Linked DNA regions of Homo sapiens: region 2 is linked to region 1. The links are chromatin contacts, found by Hi-C in ENCODE. All regions are on one chromosome and are shown on one strand. Each heading gives the region's core, a stretch centred on a gene start or an enhancer-like site at or near the end of the contact. The rest is flanking DNA. Distances are from core to core; before and after follow the strand shown.

Evidence for each region. A loop is a pair of places that touch in the nucleus more often than their neighbours do. Pooled maps may share reads with other maps.
Region 2: a loop to region 1 is called in a pooled map, with 7 times the contacts of the local background. The contact joins the promoter of ARPC2 here to the promoter of ZFAND2B in region 1. A Hi-C loop is called at or near these places in 6 of 50 pooled maps.

The regions. Positions count from the first base shown.
Region 1 is chr2:219,201,635-219,208,031 of GRCh38, forward strand. It overlaps ZFAND2B (zinc finger AN1-type containing 2B), which reads left to right and starts at 5,148. Exons shown (of 9, transcript NM_138802.3): 1 at 5,148-5,408; 2 at 5,693-5,787; 3 at 6,014-6,145; 4 at 6,253-6,397. The coding sequence starts at 5,354. RefSeq lists enhancers at 4,740-4,989, 6,107-6,397 and a silencer at 5,040-5,439.
Region 2 is chr2:218,214,925-218,221,321 of GRCh38, forward strand. It overlaps ARPC2 (actin related protein 2/3 complex subunit 2), which reads left to right and starts at 2,265. Exons shown (of 11, transcript NM_152862.3): 1 at 2,265-2,330; 2 at 2,539-2,620. The coding sequence starts at 2,547. It overlaps LOC101928487 (a long non-coding RNA gene), which reads right to left and starts at 2,262. Exons shown (of 2, transcript XR_923908.2): 1 at 2,104-2,262; 2 at 1,177-1,927. RefSeq lists an enhancer at 2,274-2,877 and a silencer at 2,399-2,448.

The DNA of each region.
Region 1 (6,397 bases), core at 3,898-6,397:
GGGAACCCAGTACACCCTCCGCAGCCACTGGCCCGGGTGCTAAGTCCCCCATTGCCCGGGGCCAGCAGGGCTGGCTGGCTGCTCCGAGTGCAGGGCCCACCAAGCCCACGCCCACCTGGAACTCCAGCTGGCCCGCAAGCGCCCCACACAGCCCCGGTTCCCGCTCGTGCCTCTCCCTCCACACCTCCCTGCAAGCTGAGGGAGTGGGCTCCGGCCTTGGCCAGCCCAGAAAGGGGCTCCCACAGTGCAGTGGGGGACTGAAGGGCTCCTCAAATGCCACCAAAGTGGGAGCCCAGGCAGGGGAGGTGCGAGAGCAGGCGAGGGCTCTGAGGACTGCCAGCACGCTGTCACCTCTCAAGCTCACGGGAGAGCTAGTGCACCTGAGGACAAACGGCTGAGCATTGTCACAAAGATTGTGTATCACACACCCAAGGGAGCAAGGCAGAACTCAGGGAAGGCAGTCATGCCAGCCGACTAATCTCCTAGGATCTGAAACCAGCTTCAATCAGCTTCCGCATCCTGGTACTTCACTTAAATATTTAAATACCTTGCACTGATAAGGTGTTTGATTTTTGATAACCCACGGAGAGATTTGGGATTTTCCCCAAACACTCTGAGAAAAATCATCACTTAAGATTCCTTTTTTTGACTTGGGCATGGTGGCTCACACCTGTAATCCTAACACTTTGGGAGGCAGAGGTGGGTGGATCATGAGGTCAGGAGTTCTAGACCAGCCTGGCCAACATGGTGAAACCCCATCTCTACTAAAAATTAGCCGGGTGTGGTGGCGGGCGCCTGTAGTCCCAGCTACTTGGGAGGCTGAGGCAGGAGAGTTGCTTGAACCCAGGAGGCAGAGGTTGCAGTGAGCTGAGATCATGCCACTGCACTCCAGCCTGGGCGACAGAGCGATACTCCATCTCAAAAAAAAAAAAAAAAGATTCCTCTTTTCAGTAGTTAAGGAGGGTCCAAGAGTAGATTTTTGGGAGGCAAATTTGTATGATGGAAAGAACATAGAACTGAAGACAATACAAAAATTTAGGTCCAGATTCTGACTTCGTAGCAAGTAATTTAATCTCTCTCAACTTCAGATTTTTTATCTGCAAAATGGGGATACATGATATCTTTTTCAAAAGATTTTCTTTCTTTTTTTTTTTTTTTTTTTGAGACAGAGTCTCACTCTGTTGCCCAAGCTGGAGTGCAGTGGCACAATCTCGGCTTACTGCAAGCTCCGCCTCCTGGGTTCACGCCATTCTCCTGCTTCAGCCTCCCGAGTAGCTGGGACCACAGGTGCCCGCCACCACGCCCAGCTAATTTTTTGTATTTTTAGTAGAGACAGGGTTTCACCGTGCTAGCCAGGATGGTCTCGATCTCCTGACCTTGTGATCTGCCCGCCTTGGCCTCCCAAAGTGCTGGGATTACAGGCGTGAGCCACCGTGCCCGGCCTACTTCAAAGGATTTTCACAGGGGATTAAATAAGCTAACACATGAGGAAGAGCAGGACACAACAATAAGTGCTAGTTTTTCTTTCCATTTCTTTTTTTTCCTGTTTCTTTATTAATTGAGACATAGTCTCGCTCTGTTGCCACCATGCCTGGCTGATTTTTGTATTTTTAGTAAAGACAGGGTTTCACCATGTTGGCCAGGGTGGTCTTGAACTCCTGGCTTCTGGTGATCTGCCCACCTCAGCCTCCCAAAGTGTTGGGATTATAGGCATGAGCCATCGTGCCTGGCCTTTTCCTTCCATTTCTATATGCACTGTTTCACTAAGAGTCAATTGAGAGGCGGAAAACCACTGAGACAAATACCATTAAACTAATATTCAAGTTGAATTGGAGCCAAGACACCTTTTCTGGCTATCCTCAGTTTGACCTTGTCTGCTTTAGACCTGCTAAAGCTAAAATAACTGGCGTCTGGCTATGACTATGCCTGCGAATTTTAGAGGAACCTATGTCTACTGTCCCAATGAGAGGCTGCAGCTCAGTTACCCACAGCTAAAGCGCAAGGCTGCTTAGCAGGTCTGTGTATGCTTTGTTGGTCTACAATAAAAGAGACTTAAGTAATGCTCAGTTGTTAATTGATATCTCCTAAAATAGCTAATTCAAGTTGCAAAATGTTATTTGATTTCTCTCTCAGTGTTCTCCTGGCTTCTTTTATTCAGGAAGCAAGGAGGCTACATTGGGGAATGGTGACTTTGGTTTGTGCGGGCACTCTTTTTAAATCGTGGGATGAGAACATCACCCAGTGAGAAAGCCCCTGGGCTGGTAATCAGCACAGAGAGCTTAGTCAGGACTATAACCCATCAGTCAGAAAAATATTTGCCTGGGAAGAGAGATACTACCGTGAGAGCTTCATTCACTTTTATCGTGGTCGCTGGGGTCTCTGAGGTAAGTCTGTTATGGCATGATATGGTCTGGATATGTGTCCCCTCCAAATCTCATGTTGAAATGTATTCCCGCCGGGCGCAGTGGCTCATGCCTGTAATTCCAGCACTTTGGGAGGCCGAGGCGGGCGGATCACGAGGTCAGGAGATCGAGACCATCCTGGCTAACACGGTGAAACCCCATCTCTCCTAAAAATACAAAAAATTAGCCGGGCGTGGTGGCATGCGCCTGTAATCCTAGCTACTTGGGAGGCTGAGGCAGGAGAATGGTATGAACCCGGGAGGCGGAGGTTGCAGTGAGCTGAGACTGTGCCACTGCACTCCAGCCTGGGCGACAGAGTGAGATTCTGTCTCAAAAAAGAAAAAAAAAAAAAAAAAAAGAAAAGAAAAAGAAATGTATTCCCAATGTCAGAGGTGGGACCTGGCAGGAGGTGATTGGAACCTGAGAGTGGACCCCTCATGAATGGCTTAGTGCCATCCTCTTGGTGATGAGTGAATTCTCACTCAGTTCACATCAGATCTGGTTTTGAAAAGACTCTGGGACCTCCCTCTTCTCTCTCTTGCTCCCACTCTTGCCATGTGACATGCCTGTTCCCCCTAGGCCTTCTGCAATGATTAGAAGCTTCCTGAGGCCTCACCAGAAGCTGAGCAGATGCTGGCACCATGCTTCCTATGCAGTCTGCAGAACCATGAATAAATTAAACCTCTTTCTTTATAAATCAACCAGCCTCAGATTTTTTTTTTTTTTTAAAGACAGGGTCTCACTTTGTTATCCAGCTGAAGCACAGTGGTACAATCATAGCTCACTGCAACTTCGAGCTCCTAGGCTCAAGCAATCCTCCCACCAAAGCCTCTCGAGTATTTGGGACAACGGGTGGATGCCACCATGCCCAGCTAACTTTTTAAAAATTTTTTTTGTAGAGAGGGAGGTCTTACTATGTTGCCCAGGCTGGTCTCAAACTCCTGGACTCGAGTGACCCTCCCACCTTGGCCTCCGAGGGATGGGATTACAGGCATGAGCCACCATGCCTAGCGAGGTATTTCTGTATAGCAACATAAGAACAAATGACTACATTTGCACTTCAAGCATTCTGGCTCATGCTCAAAAATGAGATCCGAAGATTTTTATTTTTTGAGTTCCACAAGGCTTTGGTTATCTGAGCATTTGTAAAGTGGGAGTGGGGAGAGAGGCAGTGTTTATCTTTGTTTAGTCTGCTCCATACACGTTTCTCCAAACTGAAAGCCTACAATTCTTTCTATTTTTGTAGAGACAGGGTCTCACTATGTTGCCCAGGCTGGAACTCCTAGGCTCAAGCGATCCTCCTGCGTCAGCCTCCCAAAGTGCTGAAATTACAAGCGTCAGCCACCATGCCGGGACTGGAAGCCTACAATTCTAAATTGTACTGATGAATATAGAGAGGAAAAAAAATGAATAAACAAAATTCTTAGAACCAAATGATTATAATGAGACTGGGAAAAAATTATTTGAAATCTGACAGTTATATATTGAAACAAAATAAAAGCATTTATAAAGTCCTGGATGCAATTTAAAATAAAAAGAATATTGGCTGGGAGTGGTGGCTCATGCCTGTAATCCCAGCACTTTGGGAGGCCGAGGCGGGCAGATCACGAGGTCAGGAGTTCGAGACCAGCCTGGGCAACATGGTGAAACGCCGTCTCTAAAAATACAAAAATTAGCTGGACGCAGTGGTGTGCACCTGTAGTCCCAACTACTTGGGAGGCTGAGGCAGGAGAATCGCTTGAACCCGGGAAGCAGAGGTTGCAGTGAGCCGAGATCATGCCACTGCACTCCAGCCTGGGTGACAAGAGTGACACTGTGTCTCAAAAAAAAAAAAATTATATTGGTCAGGTGTGGTGGCTCACGTCTGTAATCCCAGCACTTTGGGAGGCCAAGGCAGGAGGATCACTTAAGGCCAGGAGTTCGAGACCAATCTGGGCAACAAAGAGAGACCCCTCCCCAACCCCATTTCTACAAAATTAAAAATTAGCTGAGCACGGTGGCTTGTGCCTGTAGTCCTGGCTACATTCAATAATTACTAAGAATATTCTAGGCTAGGGTTTTTCAGAGTGTGGTGCATGGCAATCTGTGTCAGAATTCCTTCAGGTGCTTCCTACTGAATTAGAAGCTCCAGGGCCCGGAAATCCGCATTTTAAACTAGCTCCGTAGGCGATTTGGATTCACACTAAAGACTGAGGACCACACTGTTCTAGGCACTGTTAGGTGCTGGGACCTAACACGAAACAAGGTAGACGTGGTTCCTGATTTCCCAGTATGCTCATATAGGGGTTGGTCGCATTAGTGATATGGGTGCTAGAATGGAAGAAGTAAGATCACATAGCAGGTGCGCCTAGTTCAGACTGAGGAGGGATCTGCAGCTCTAGAGACGTCTGTACTTCAGAGAAATACAGGAGCTGTCAGCTCGTGGAGGCGAAGGGCAGCCGTGGCCGTGAACAAAATGGCCAGGAGGAGGGCATCGTGTGTGAAGCGGGCTAAGGACCGAATTGTGAAAGACCCCAAACCACCCAGCCTTCCATCCCCCAAGATATCCGTCTTTGCCTTCGCTGGCCTTCCTCTGCGGAGCTACGCCCGCGCCCAGGGTGGCGGAGCCGCGCATCAACACCCTCTCGCCTCGGGACAGTCTTCCGACTCAGCCTTCTAGAGCAAGGCGAGGCGGGGCGGGGCTCAACCGAGGCCCTCCCCGGCTGCCCGGAGACTGCGCCGGACGCGCCAGCCCTGCGGGATGACGTCAGCGCGCCGCGCGCGCCGAGGGAGGAGCGGGCGCCGGGGGCCGGCTGGCGCGGGGGCTCCGGTAACCCGGGCTGGGCGGGGGAGAGGAAGGGGCGGGGCAGGGAGCCCGCCAGAGTGCGGGGTCGCGGTGCGGACTTCGAGCACGAGCCCTAAAGACGCTCAGCACTCGTCGCTTCTCCTAGCAGACCCTGCCCGGCTTGGCGATGGAGTTTCCGGACCTCGGCGCTCACTGTTCGGAGCCGAGCTGTCAGCGCTTGGGTGAGGGGCGGAGCGCGCGGGGGGCGGGGCCCAGCGGACAGGGACTTTGAACCGCAGGTTGGGAGGGAAGGGTGGGCTCCCAGGCTGGCAATGCCGGGGGGCGGGGCTTGAAGCTGGGGGGGGGTGGTCAGCGGCAGAGGGGGCGTGGCCAAGGAGGTAATGGGCTTGGGAAGGGGCGGTGTGTCGAAAATAGGGTGGCGTTTTCCTTCCCGAGTGGAAGACTTGAGTGAGAGAGAAGGACATCGAGGTCCCGCTGGACCTGCAATCCGACCAACTCTTTGCAGATTTTCTGCCGCTTAAGTGTGATGCCTGCTCAGGCATCTTCTGCGCAGACCATGTGGCCTACGCCCAGCATCACTGTGGATCTGCTTACCAAAAGGTGAGGGGGCGATCCTCAGGGTGAAAGCAGGCAGATGGAGAATGCGTGCAGAATCCCCCAAATCTGTGTCTCACGTTTCTTCTCCCTTTTGTCCTTCTGAGGCTGTCAGTGCTGGGAAACACTGTTTTTTTGCGTGTTTGTGGTGGGTCATATCCAAGTTCTTTCAGGACCAGAGATTTGTTGGACTGGAGTGGGCCACAGACTGACCCTTGCTCCTTGACTACAGGATATCCAGGTACCTGTGTGCCCTCTCTGTAATGTGCCTGTGCCTGTGGCCAGAGGGGAGCCCCCTGACCGTGCTGTGGGAGAGCACATTGACAGAGACTGTCGCTCTGATCCAGCACAGCAAAAACGTAAGGTAAACATTGTAGGGGTCAGCCACAACCCAGCTGGGACTACGGATGCCTGGAAACCCAAACAGCTAATCAGAGTCTCAGCAGAGACAACCTTCTCACTTCACCTCAGATCTTCACCAATAAGTGTGAACGCGCTGGCTGCCGGCAGCGAGAAATGATGAAACTGACCTGTGAACGCTGTAGCCGAAACTTCTGCATCAAGCACCGGCATCCACTGGACCATGATTGCTCTGGGGAGGGGCACCCAACCAGCC
Region 2 (6,397 bases), core at 1,015-3,514, 990 kb before region 1:
ATTAGCTGGACATATTGGTGGCCACCTGTAGTCCCAGCTAGTTGGGGTCTGAGGCCGGAGGATTGCTTGGGCCCAGGGAAATCGGGGCTTCAGTGAGCCAAGAGTGTGCCACTGCACACCAGCCTAAGTAACAAAGTGAAACCCTATCAGAAAGAAAGAAAGAAAGAAAAAGACAGAGAGAGAAAGAAAGAAAGAAAGAAAGAAAGAAAGAAAGAAAGAAAGAAAGAAAGGGATTATGAAGGTAAATATCAGGATGAATTTGTGAAAGAGTTGAGCATATTGCCTCCAAAGAGTAGGACAGGGAACTGCTTTTTTCATTACAAGCCTTTTAGTATTATAAGCATACATATTTTAAACAATTTATAAACATTATTTTAGTTCAATAGTCATTAATGTTACAAAGCTAGCTTATCGGTCGGGCATGGTGGCTCACGCCTGTAATCCCAGCACTTTAGGAGGCTAAGGCAGGTGGATCACTTGAACCCAGGAGTTTGAGACCAGCGTGCCCAATACGGCCAAACCCCGTCTCTACAAAATATACAGAAATTAGCCCAGCTTGGTGGTGCATGTCTATAGTCCCAGCTATTTGGCAGGCCGAGGCAGGAGGATCACCTGAGCTCGGGAGGCGGGCAGTGAGCAGAGATAGCAACGTCACTCCAGCTTGGGTGACAAGAGTGAGACACCATCTCAAATTAAAAAAAAAAAAAAAAAAAGGCCGGGCATGGTGGCTCACGCCTGTAATCCCAGCACTTTGGGAGGTCGAGGCAGGAGGATCATGATGTCAGGAGTTCGAGACCAGCCTGACCAACATAGTGAAACCCCGTCTCTACTAAAAATACAAAACATTAAAAGGGCATGGTGGCAGGCACCTTTAATCCCAGCTATTTGGGAGGCTGAGGCAGGAGAATCGCTTGAACCGGGGAGGCAGAGGTTGCAGTGAGCCGAGATCATGCCATTGCACTCCAGCCTGGGCAAGAGTGCAAGACTCTGTCTCAAAAAAAAAAAAATTTAAGTTAGCGTATAATTTTAGGGGATCAGCAATATCCTGAAGCTTATCCATAGCCCGTTAAGTAATGTTTCAAAGGGCTATCTGTGCCTTAATGATAGGAGCTAGTTTCTTGTTCATTTTTTTATCCCCATCCCCAAACACATAGCAGAAAATAAATTATTTCCTTGTATGTAGAACGGACTCAGCTAAGTTTATTATATTCTCCCCGGAGGAGGGAAAACACAAAACAAGGCACAAAGGCAGAAGGTGCAGATGTAGCACAACGATGAGTTAAGATTCCGCACGCAGGTAACAAGGAGGGTATGGTATATCTCTGCCAGAGGTACTGGAAGGTTTCAAAGGCAGAAAAAAATGTGTTCCGGACACCTGGACGCAGAATTGGAGGCATGACAGGAACACAGGGAGGCCCATCTAAGTTGCCTATTCACCCAGGTGACCTCTCTTTCATTTCTTTAATTGTCCTTTTAACAATATGGGGAATTTCACCCAAGGAAAGGGTCCTCTTCTCGCCCCAGCAGGCAAGGGGTGTTCCTCCAGCGCAAGTTCCGGCCCCAGCTGCCCCCACGTCCCACAGGTCTCCTGCCTTTTGGCACGCACACTCCTGACCACTCGCTGCTTCCGCATCCCTACTCTGATCCTCTCCCCATGCATCTCTGCCTCCTTAGACAACTGAGAATTTTATTGTCTGTTTCCTTTGCCAGACTGTAAGTTCCACGAGGGCAGGGCCTCGTCCATTTCATTTACCACTACATCCCCAGTATAGAGCAAGAGCCCATGAAAATGTTTGTTGGAGAAATGAATGCATGATGGTGTCGCTGGACAGCTATACCTGGAAAGAAAAAGAGGCACCCCCATCAAACAAGCTGGGAGCTAAGAAGCCCGCTGGGAGACGACAAGGGCGAGCTTCTTGCGAGGTTTCTGAAATGACAAGACCGGAAGAATGGAGTTGGATCTCTGGGACAAGCGGGAGAGAGAAGCTGAACAGTCAGGCAAGCCTCGGGGAATGACAGCTCCGCGGGGGACGCACTGGTAGGCGGTAGACGTAAGCGGGGTCGGTGGGAAAGTAGACGGTGGGGCGGCGGCATCACACATACGCAAGCGCAGCCTCCGTTTCCTCCGGCGCGCCTGCGCTCGCGTTCACGAGTGGTTGAAGCGGAAATGGCGCCGCGGGGCCGCGCGTCCAGGCGGCGAGCGGAAGTGGGTGTGAGAGCGGAAGTGGCCGGCTAGAGCCGGGGGCTGGGCGGGGACCGGGCTTGTCGGTGAAGCGGCAGTGGCGGCGGCGGCGGCGGCTCGGCAGGCGGGTTCAGGCTTCGGGGGCCAGGTCGGTTGGGTGGGTGGGTGTCTCCACAGTCTGCGTGCGTGGGCCAGCGCGTTCGTCTTACCCTTCCCTCCACCCCGGCCCCTCTCCCCTTCTCCCCTAACCTCCTACCCCACCCAGCCCCACTCAGGGGGCAGCAGGGCCGCTCCCTCCGTCCTTGCCTCCCTTACCCACCCTCACCGGCCCTTGTTTCTCCTTCCCCTGGGGGCAGCCGCCGCCATGATCCTGCTGGAGGTGAACAACCGCATCATCGAGGAGACGCTCGCGCTCAAGTTCGAGAACGCGGCCGCCGGGTGAGCGCGCGCCCGGGGCCGGGGGTGGCGGGGGAAGCAGAGTTGACCCCAGCTAATCCCCAATGTTGTCCAGTCCCCCAGACCTGGAGGAGAGAAATGGGGTGCCTGGCAGGGTGTAGGGGCTGCCCCAGCGGGGTAGACGTGGGAGGCGATTGGGCGCGGCCGGGCGAGGGGCAGAGATGCGTGGGGAGAGGCTCAGAGGAGGGATGCGGAAGCAGCGAGTGGTGAGGGCTGTGCGTGCCAAAGGGCAGGAGACCTGTGGGACGTGGGGGACCCTGGAGCCGGAACTCGCTCCGGAGTAGCCCCCTGCCCTCTGGGGCGAGAAGGGGACCCCTTCCCTGCGTGAAATTCCCCGGCATTGTTCTGAACCCAGAGAGAGCCTGTTTGGAATTGGGTTGGAAGGAGTTTTCAGGAATTCCCAGGACTGGAGGAGGGAAGGAGATGCAGGCCCACATCGCCACCAGCATTCTCGTTCCCCACCCCCATCTCCTTTAAAAGGAGCAGAAGAGAAGACTAAAAGCCGACCCAGTCTTAGAGCCGGAAAAACGCGATCTCTGGTTTCCCTTCCCCGAACCCTTCTGTGAGAGACACTGGGCCATTTTGTTACATATTTTTAAAGCAAAGCCAATTGTCCCTCGCTCCACACCCCTTCCTTATCTCTCCTTTGAGGTTCTAATGCTCTCTCCTCACCCACTAGCCTTTATCTGGTTATCTTGTAAATTCTTACATCAAGACCCTAGGTCTGTGATTTCTTCTGTGGTAGCCCTGGCCCAGTTACACACTTCAAAGACTCCAGAATCTATAAAGTTCTTAGATAACCTGTCTTTACGATTGGACTTTTTAAAAGATGGGCTTAGGGCATCTTTCCAAGGCAGCCTCTCTGCCAAACACAAGAATCAGTAGAAGACAATCTGCTCCTCCAAAGCTGCTTTGCTTTTCTAGTATAATATTTAAAACATGAGCTAAGGATTTTGGGTTCTAATTTTTGGTGGCCTGTGGCCAGTCCCTTTGCCTCATTTCCCTATGTATGAGCATGGGGCTTCACATCTGGGTTTCACAGTTAATAAGTGCAGACCGTTTCTGGTGAACTGGGAACTAGTAATAGGAAAGTGCTTGCAGATCCACAGATGGGAGAAGATTGGTAGAGGGGAATTTTTAAGTGGTCATAATGTACTTGTGGCTTGGAGGCATTAGAAAGTATTAACTGCCATTTAAATTGAATATATAGTATGTCCTGTCTCCTTTATAAGGCCACAGATTTTATCTGTAAAACAAAGCACTACTTTCCTTGAAGTAATACGTGTAGTGAGCAGTACTGTTTCCTGCCAGGGGCTGCAGTTGGTTATATTTGAGGCTGACTTGCTTCTTTCTTGTCTTAGCCTCTCTTACCAGTTTCTTTGCATTTTAAATATTCAAATGAATCAGCCCAGAGTCTTATTTTGGGTGATTGCTGTATACTTTTTTCTGAGCAGTGTAACACATAGGAGGAAGTTGAATTAACTTCTGCATTTTCATAACTGATCTTAATGCATTCTCAGGTCCAGACTAGCAAAGAATGAGACCTGGGCGGTTATAAGCTGATCTACAAGATAAATGGCTGTGTATTTTCAAGTAGAGGCATGTCTTTTAACATAGGAGTACATTCTCATCTATTTGTGTATTAATGACTTGTGATTCCAAAATGTGGCCCATTATTCGGAACTTCAGTTCTTTCTTTTTCTTTTAGAAAATTATTCTTAAAAAGAGAAGCTAACCATTTCGGAGGGATTAAATAGGCCCTCAAGTCTGGAAGACATAAGTTAGAACTTCCAGGACTTTTTTTTTTTTTTCCGAGACAGAGTCTCTCACTGGCTGGAATGCAGTGGCGCGATCTCTGCTCACTGCAACCTCGCCCTCCCAGGCTCAAGTGAGTCTCATGTCTCGGCTTCCCAAGTAGCTGGGATTACAAGCACGTGCTACCACACCTGGCTAATATTTGTATTTTTAGTAGAGATGGGGTTTCACCATGTTGGCCAGGCTGGTCTCAAACTCCTGGCCTCAAGTGACCCGCCCGCCTCGGCCTCCCAAAGTGCTGGGATTACAGCACTGCTCCTTTCCTCAGGACATTTTTTACAAAGATATGCATTGTAGGGAAGCTGTATAGGGGGTGCACTGGTGTGTATGCTTGTGCACATGTGCGGGTGTATGTGTGTATAAATCTAGGCTTTTATTCTGGCCCATCTCCCCCTTTGAGATGTGGTTTTCAATAAGCAGGCTCAAAACATTCTGCTGAAAATTTGAAACTTTGAAAATCTTTAAAAAAAAAGAGACCATGATATTGTGCCTGGTAGGCAGGGCTCTCCTGGGATTACAGATGTATCACCCAGTAGAAGCCCGAATGAAGCAAATGTAAATTATCAGACATTCCAGTAAGGTAAGGCAAGGTGCATGCCTATTCCAGAACTTACAGCAGAGTTTGCCTAGTGTGGTTATCATAAACATGTATGGGATTCTACCAGTGCTCAGCCCAGGCAGCAACAGAAAAAAAGGGGCCTCTCTGAGAGCCTATTAGCCAAGTTAGGGAGGTGCTAAGGGGTGAAAGGTGTTGGGGTGGAGATCAGAGAAAGACATTAAAGGGAGTAGTTTGGAGGAGAAACCCTGGAGATTTGAAAGGCTTTGCTGGTGTGGGAACCTGCTAGGAGAGGTCAGCTCCACCCTACTTTTTGCACTTCTCAGAATAAACCGATGGGGGAAATTACAGTTCGGAGCAGCCTTTTCCAGAGTGCATCTTCCATCTCTGTGATGTCCAATAAGATAGCCATACAAAGTGGCTGGCTAAATTTAAGTAAAAATTAAGTTGAAATAAAATTGAGTTCCTCGGTCACACTAGCCACATTTCTGGTGCTCATTTGCCACATGTGGCTGGTAGCTGTTGTATTTAGCACAGACATGGAACATTTCCATTATTGCAAAGTTCTATTAGCACTGTTCCAGCTTCTGAAAATGAAAGCATGAGATGGTCTTAAAAATAGTTCTGTGGCATATACTTCAGAATATAGTTGCATTAATTTTCCATTTGAAGTTGATTTTTTTTTTTTTTAATGATTCCTCTCAGATCATCCTGCTGGATCTTCTCACCAGTGGCCTCCTACTAAAAGTATCAGCTTTCTTTTGGGTAAAGCAGTGTTGTCATCTAAACTGTTTAAGAATACATTTGATCATAACCTTTTAATTTGGAGGCAGTTTGACAAAGCCTAAGGTTCATTCCAAACAGATTGCTTTTTAATTTTTTCCTACACACTTCTGGGAAGTGGCTTATTGAAACAACTCATAGATTGTCACAAAATAATAATTATTGGTAAATTGTCTTCCCAGCAGCCCACAAACTAAGAGAATGTGACTGACTTAAAAGCTATGCCCAACACTGCAAATAACCTCATGCACAGGTCTGATCAACAGCATTGCCTTTTCATTTGGAAATTCTTACCCAGACCCTCAAAGCAAAAGTAATCAGACAAATTAATTTAATTCTTTCGTTAGTGTACACACCAAGAACCGTTTCATAACTGAGAAGCTAGGCCTGTCAACTTAGCTGGAGTCTGGAGTCCAAAATTGAGGAAATTCTGTCAGATGCAAATTGCTGTTGGATTTAAGTGTGTGCTGGCTCCGTGCCACAGCCAGTGTATATTGCGGGGAGCTGTGGTTCCATGGGGGGGAGTGAAACTCAGTAAGCAAGCAGTGCCAGTTGGGGTGGGCGAGGATGATGGGAAGAGAAATTTGAAAAAGGAATAAATTAAA